2 separate regions of the Homo sapiens genome follow, and region 1 is linked to region 2. A link is a loop called in an ENCODE intact Hi-C map of the cell type or tissue named here. Cell type or tissue: dorsolateral prefrontal cortex. All regions are shown on one strand.

Evidence for each region. A loop is a pair of places that touch in the nucleus more often than their neighbours do. Peaks named below come from ENCODE experiments on the same cell type or tissue, not always from the same donor. Only the 100,000 strongest peaks of a DNase experiment are listed, where the experiment ranks them.
Region 1: it touches region 2 in a loop (3-fold over the local background); 1 of 110 quality-filtered maps calls a loop at or near these places.

The regions. Positions count from the first base shown.
Region 1 is chr15:88,143,231-88,147,230 of GRCh38, forward strand. The region is part of intron 6 of NTRK3 (neurotrophic receptor tyrosine kinase 3); the gene reads right to left. It also overlaps the pseudogene MED28P6. Among named protein-coding and RNA genes, the nearest start is that of NTRK3-AS1, 110 kb to the right of the region's middle. In dorsolateral prefrontal cortex, no CTCF peak of the experiment used is centred here; no DNase peak of the experiment used is centred here.
Region 2 is chr15:88,200,269-88,204,268 of GRCh38, forward strand. The region is part of intron 3 of NTRK3 (neurotrophic receptor tyrosine kinase 3); the gene reads right to left. Among named protein-coding and RNA genes, the nearest start is that of NTRK3-AS1, 50 kb to the right of the region's middle. In dorsolateral prefrontal cortex, no CTCF peak of the experiment used is centred here; a DNase peak (open chromatin) is centred at 2,134.

The DNA.
Region 1 (4,000 bases), 57 kb before region 2:
AATGAAATAGAAAAAGAAAGAAGGTGGAGATTAAAGACAAAGAGACAGGGATGGCAGGCACGTGAGATGGAGTCAGAGGTTGAAGTGATGCTGCCACAAGCCAAGAAACACCAGGAGCCACCAGAAGCTGGAGGAGGCAAGGACGGGTTCTCCCGCAGAGCCTTTGAAGGGAGTGTGGCCCTGCCAACTCCCTTATTTCAAACTTCTGGCCTCCAGAATGGTGAAACAATAATGTTCTATTGTTTTAAGCCACCAAGTGTGTGGTAATTTGTTAACGCAGCCTAGGAAATGAATACAGCTAATAACTTAACTCTCTAAGGTTCTCTTTTAACACCAGCAAAATGGAGATCATTGTGCTTGACCTTCCTTCTTCACAAATTTATTAGGAGGATTCATGATAATATATGTTAGCATGATTTGGGAACAAAAAGAAGCTATTAAGAGGCCAGAAATGATCACTATAGTAATACTATTAGTAACATTATTGTTTAGTGACGTCTCCAAGAACGGTAGAAAGTCATCACGGCCAAGACTGGGAAGAGAAATGCACCAGGACCAGCCCAAACCCATCCCCGCTACTGAGTTAATATTTTACCAAGCTGATTAAATCTTCAAATGATACTAGAGGTAATTATCACTTTCCTTTAAAAGAAAATGAAATACTCCAATCTATTTTAATCATGTCTGCTCCATGCATGCAGGGTATTCAGAGAAGCCTGTTCAAGATACATTAAGGATCCTTAGGGCACTGCTGGAGTGTTTCTGTGCTGTAGGTCTACATCCTCTGAGACCTCTTCCCATTGCCTAAATTGTATCTTGAGATTCAGAATCTAAGCTTCTTTTCTTCCTACTTCATTCTTTATCTCTAAGACAATCTCTCTGATTCCTGCTCTGATTTTTGGACAGACAGGTCTCATCTTCTCTGCAAGGAAAAAAAAAATAATCTTGCCATAACCAGAAACTTCTGAGAGCACTGCACAATGCCACGTCAAATTTTTCCAACCTGTGCCATTGAAACTGTGCTGGTTACTCCAATGCAAGTCATGGAAGATGCGAAGATGCTTCAAATTCACTCAATAAGAGGTACGCCCCCCTGGACAGAGGGGAAGCTGTGAGTCAGGGGCTTGGCCAAGACCATCTCCCTCATCCCACAAAAATAAATGAGAGAAAGTAGAGGAAGGGTCTTGGTGCACTGCAGGAACTCTGAGATGGTAACTTGTTTGTTTTTTTTTCCTTTGATTCCACTCAAGGGACCCGACATCTTGAGAGGGGCTTCTGGAAGGAGAGGCCGAGCATGTAGGGTGTGTTGCTTGAGTCAGGTAAGAGAAACAGCCTGGTCTTTGGAAACAGCAGATCGGGGTAGTGATAATATTAAACATCATAACACTCATTCCCAGATATACCACTTACTAGCCATGTGATCTTGAACTACCTGTTTAACTTAGCCGAGCCTCAAATCCCTCATTTGTAACACTGGTCACACTGCTACCTCCCTGTAGGATTGTTCCAAGGATAAGACAGAACCTCACACACATTAGATGCTCAAGATGTGCCTCTTCCTTCTCCTTCTGCCCTACTGGAAAAGTCATGGACACTCAGCCCTTCCATTCTTACAGCAAGGATCCTCTACTGGGCGAGGGGCTGGTTGGGGTACAGCAGAGGTCCTTAGTGACAGAAAGAAACATGTTAAGGAATTGCTGCACACCCTCTGCCCCTTCTGTCCCTGCAGAGGGTCACTTAAACCTCACACTTCTGGCCTGTGGCTTTCCTGGCTCCACAACACACTGAGCCCTTTCTCCTCCAGGGCCAAAATTCTTTCTTCCTGGAAATACACAACCCATCCCCACGCCCCAGCCCACAGGCTCCATCGAGCAGACCCTGGCAGTCTAGATGGCTCATGGCAGATGGCGCCATGTGGACTAATAAGGAAGTCAGACAAGAAAATACTACCCCCTCTTCCATTTGCCAGGAACTGGGATTGTTTGGATTTTAATCATAACCACAGCTAAGAGCCAACACGCGGCCCCTCCAGCCAAAAGATGAATTTTCCTCTCCCAAGATTCAATTCTTCTTCAAAAAATAGACCCCTACCAGGGTGATTGCTCCTTAGAGGGGGGCTTCTTTATTCTCCAATATGATTTTTTTCTTAGTTAACAATATGACAGAAATAAAACACACCATGGACATGGTGGTACTCACACACTGACTCACACTGGAGGGAATGTCTTCATTCCTCCATAAGTCACATCTAACTCACTGGTGTATTGATCCCAGGCAAAGATGAATGCAGAATCCCATGATCCTCTGGGAGAAATCTGACATTTTCTTTAAATATATATCCACGGAACAACTGTTTCTAAAACTCCACGTAACAGGTCACCAGGGCAGCAGCACACCATTGATTTCACATCCAATAATTTTTTAGAAAGAGCACTGAACATTTTCTCAATAATTCAGCCAACAGCAGACCCCCTATGTCCCCTGGAGAGATGCCATCCCTGGCCTCCTGAGATGAAGGGACTACGGGTTCCAGAATAATTACATGCAAGACACCCAAGAAAGAGATCCCCCAAGGCCCTCAGTCAGTTCTAGGGTAACTTAAGAAAGACCACAATCATGTGTTTTTTTTAAAATTATGGTAGAATAGATCCTTGTGTTGGAAACAGACTGAAAACACTGGGAGATAGTTGAGCACAGTGGTCAAAGCTTTGGGTCCACACACTGCCACTATTCAGTGAGTGACCTTAAACAGTATACTTAACCTTGCTAAGCATCTCAGTGTCCTCCAAAGTGAAGTGATAGTAATAATTCCTACCTTAAGGAATTGCCATAAGGATTAAATTAAATTAAGTATACAACTTAAGAGATTGCTTGGCACAATGCCTGGCACAGAGGAAGAACTCAGAAATCAGTGTTAGTAGTAAATCGTAGTAGTCATGTTAATTTACCTTTTCCACCTACAGTACACAAGGTCATCATGGGGTGATAGGCTACTGGGATGCTTGATGTAAAGCATCAAGAGCTGGGTCTGAAAAGGTAAGGTTTTGATGCATCCATGAAGTCAGGTCTTGCTAGGTGAAGGGAAAACAAGTTGAAAGGCCAACAGCATAGGCAGAGGTCCAAGGTCATTGCCTCTTGGTAAAGAGAGTAAAGCAATCAGCATTCAGTGAATTTGGATCTGCGTCACCAAGTAAGAGGGAACACATGAGCGGTGTCTCTGGAACCCTGACTCCCTAACTTGATCCATGCCTCAATTCCTTTTCAATTTATTCCTTGATTTATACCCTCAACATAATATGATGTCCTTCATGCACAGAGATGACCCCGATGAATCACTCATCAACATGAGTTATTTTTTCCAGCAGTGGTCACGAATGTTCACTCATTTGGCCTTCCTTTGTTTGTGCAGAATGGCTGGCTGGGATAGGGGTGCCCTGATCAGCCTTGGACCACAGCAAAGCTAAGCAGTCCACATGCAGATTGAAAAAATATATGGCCTCCCCAAACCCCTTGACATGCCAGTACTCAAGTCAAATAAGCTGAAGAAGATTATGAGTGGTGAAAAGACATGTAACTTGAAGTCAAAAGGTGTGGGTTCAAGTCCCAGCTTGGCTAGGCCCTAGAAATGTGATCTTAGTTGAGTCTCACGTGTCTTTCTAAGCCTCAGAATCCTCACCCATAAAATGCAGAGAATAATAATATCTACCTCTTATGACTCTTATGATGATAAATCTAAAGTTATATAAATGAAAGCATGCCTAATAGTCTATAAAGTTATATATTATGAATGTGATTTATTATAAATTCTTTATTATAAGTATTTATACTATTATAACTAATTATCTACAGATCACAAAACTAAGTCATAATAAAAGAAGAGACTCCTGTCTTCTGAAATAGATTGTGCCCAGAAAGAGCATCCGAAGTCAAGCAAAAGGGTTAATTGCTCTCACTGAACATGGTACACTCTGTGTCAACCAACCCAAGTAGGCTCTTCGAG
Region 2 (4,000 bases):
GGTCAGGCTGATTTATCCAGGCCTAATCCCAACAGCAGGTATGGCCTGGAACTCCACTTCATTTATTTATAAGCACCTACTATGTGCCAGCTCCCTCTGCCTGGCATCTGGTGTTCCTGGAGAGATTTCCCCTCCTGCACCACTGATATGGTTTGGCTGTGCCCCCACCCAAATCTCATCTTGAGTTGTAGTTCCCATAATCCCCACGTGTCATGGAAGGGACCCTGTGGGAGGTAATTGAATCATGGGGCAATTACCTTCATGCTGTTCTCGTGATAATGGGTGAGTTCTCACAAGATCTGATGGTTTTATAAGGGGCTCTTCCCTCTTTGCTCAGCACTTCTCCTTCCTGCCACCATGTGAAGAAGGATGTTTTTGCTTCCCCTTCTGCCATGACTGTAAGTTTCCTGAAGCCTCCCCAGCCATGTGGAACTGTGGGTCAATTAAACCTCTTTCCTTTATAAATTACCCAGTCTCAGGCAGTTCTTTATAGCAGTGGGAGAACAGACTAATACAACCACCAAGCTGCAGCCCTCCCTCCAAGCCTACTGGAAGCGCCTTAGCAATATGACAGGGTCTCTATCACAGGCTCTGATTGCCACTTCAATGAGATGCTGAAAATCTGGGACAAGAGCTCTGCCCAAATCCCAGCTGCTCAGCTAGGCTCTAACAATGCAGCGAGCACACCATCATCTTTCCTTTTCCTGGCAGAGGGACTCAAGTCCTGCTCACACTTTCTCATCAGCATCTTGCTAATGGCTCATGGACCAATCTCAAACCATGTAGATCCCTGTCTACGCCGCATTATTAATTTTCGGTTAACAACAGGAGTGCTTCCCAGATCCACCACATTAGGCACCACGGTCAGCCAGACCAGTCCCAATCAGATTCAAGCCCTGATATCTTACCCACCATGATATGTTGGAATGGGAGTGCTGGCTAGACTCTGGGGACCAGCCCAGCAGCTGGTTAGTTTCCCTTTGACCTGAGCCCACCTATTGATAGTTTTATTCCTTTTCCTCACCAGCATGCCATTGGTAATTCAAAATGACTAAAAGCTGCATTTACAAGTGTGCAGACACCTACCACCCACGGGTCTCATGGGTGTTGTCCCTCGGTTCTAAGGGTGTGTGAAGCCACCATATCATGTGCAATTCAAGAATTCAAAACCTAGGCCAGCACAGGACTTGCATCTGAATTCTATAATGGTAATAAACTTCACAGTAGTCTTCAGCTCAGACTCTCAAGGAACCTGTGTGACAACAAACCCTCTCCTCCTGCACACCTCGTACATGCTACAGGAGTGCAGAGAGGTTAAGGTGCAAATGATCCCTGAGGAAAACACTCCCAATTCACGCCATCTGGACACAAAGGCCATTCCTCCCAGCAGAGAAGGTTGAGTCTCTGCTGTTCCCTGTACTTAAAACTGTGAGGTGCTAGCCCTGCCTGCAGATGTCTTGGGGTCCGAATACTTCAGAACACAGGGCCAGGCCACCATGATGTTGGGCTTTTTCTTAATGGAAACTGCCTGTTTGCCAAGGAGCCCCTGTCCACTGGGTCTGCTCATAAGGGGTTCTTTTCACACCCCTGGAATAAATGCTTGCATAGGGCATACAGAGCTCTTCTTACTGATAACAACTTTATAAAATACATTTGAATGATGTTCCAAGTCACTCTCTCTTCTATTTCCTCCCTCATTTCTTTGTCATAGATGGTGCCCTTCCAACAGGTCTGGATTCCTAAAAAAAAAAGACTACATCAAGGCCTAAATGTGAAGATCTATTTTCCTCTGAAGAAGGTCAGGGTTCCACAGATTAGGACCCCCAAACAGCTGTTAATAGCCATTCTCCAGCTGACTACTGCTGGCCAAAACCTGCAGGAGCCTTCCTCCTGGTCTTCGTTTCTTGCCTTCCAGGTCTTCTCCTAGCTAATCCAATCCTAAGCGGGGAGGCACGAGGGGCTTTTTTCTCCACCAGCCTGTATCTCAGCAGCCTTGCTCAGGCTCTTTCAACTTCACTTCCGTTCGACATCTCCCCCACTTCACTGACTTTCTCTCCTGGCCTTTCCCTTCAATCATTCATCTCCACATTTGGGAGACAGGGCTCCTCTCCCAGCCAGCTGCTCTGTGCAGTGTGAAGTCATAGTTGGCAGCAACAGGCAGAATGCCCCATTCTCTAAAGCAGAAACCTCAAAGAACCCAAAAAGTGAGTCAGTGTTTCTGAAAGCTGTCCCGTGCTCAGCTGTGTGCTCCAGACAGTCATTTGGGGGAGTTATGGAGATACAGATGCCCTTTTGACTAAGCGACCCATTCATGTCCATCTTCAGGGTGTGGCCAGTTGGGCCCCAGACCTGTTCCTGTCCTAGGATTCCTCAGAGGCTGCCTGCAAGTTTCCATTCAAGCCCATCTCCTCACCATGACCTGTGCAGCTGCACAGAGTGCTGTCCTGGAGAGAAGGATGTTGCCAAGGAGAGCATCCACACCTGTGTGTCCAAAGGCTGAGTGTGACCCATGAGTCTTGTTTCCCACAAACGTGAGATCCCAGAACTAACAAGACCAAAGACCAGAAGATAAAGAAGGAAAACTAGCATTGCTGATTCCCTAGGAAGTAAAATGCCACTGGCCAGCAGGAGAATCTGGTTGGGCAGGGGCTGGATGAGACACTGCAAATCTTGCCAAGCAAACACTCTGTGTGTCCCACTGATGTCCCTCAGACCTTCCCACTTTTTGATGCTAGCTGGCTCCCAGTGGCCAGCACCTGCTTCTCTCTTCCTGAGAGCTTTCTCTGGAGTGGGCCAAGTGTCTGCAGGGCTTAATACCCCAGGAGCAGCCCTCCTAGCAATGATGGCGGACAAATATCCCAGATCCAGTTTCCCACAGTGATTGCTAGCTCGGTACACACTCTTCCTGACTTCCCATCTCAGTTCCCCATTCCCCTACCTAGAAGTCCTGAGATTACTTCCCACATAAATCACTTGCCCTTGAATATTTCTCTCAGGATCTGCTTCTAGGGATTCCCAAACTAAGACACCTTTTTGTCTACCAGCTGCTACACATGGGAACCCATGTGTGTCTTTCCAGCTCTGTCTCCTACCGCATGACTCAGACCCCAATAATCCACTTAAAAGAATAAAGAGTTGCACTGTTTGAGCTTTTACTGTGTGTCAGTCTCTGCATTTACCCCCCTAATCTCATTTCAATCCCATAACCACCCTAACGAACAGGTTTTATCATTCTTGTTTATAAATGAAAGGCACCAAGAGGTTGAGCGACCTTCTCAAACCTCACACGGCTAAAAGAGGTTGATTATTGGGTATGGATATACAGTTAGATGGAAGAAATAAGACCTAATGTTCAATAGATCAGTAGGGTGACTATAGTTCACATTAATCTATTGTACATTTCCAAATAGCGAGAAGAAAGTAATTCAAATGTTCCTAGAATAAAGAAAAGATAAATATTTAAGGTGATGGCTATCCCAATAACCCTGATTTGATCTTTACACATTATACGAATGTATTAGATTATCACATGTACCCCAAAATATGTATGTCTATTATGTATCAATAAAAATAATTTTTTTAAAAAAAAGCAAAGATAATTTTTTTAAATGTTACTTTAAGTTCAGGGATACATGTGCAGAATGTGCAGGTTTGTTACACGGGTATACATATGCCATGGTGGTTTGCTGCACCTATCAACCCATCATCTACATTTTAAGCCTCACATGCATTAGGTATTTGTCCTAACGCTCTCCCTCCCCTTTCTCCCCACCTGCCAACAGGCCCCAGTGTGTGATGTTCCTCTCCTTGTGTCCGTGTGTTCTCATTGTTCAACTCCCACTTATGAGTGAGAACATGTGGTGTCTGGTTTTCTGTTCTTGTGTTAGTCAAGCAAAGGTAATTTTTTAAGTGAAGTCCAGATACAAACTCTCTCCTCCATTGGATTCCGCAGCAGTTGCTCTTAATCCCAACAATCTAATGCCTTTCAGACACCTGCTCT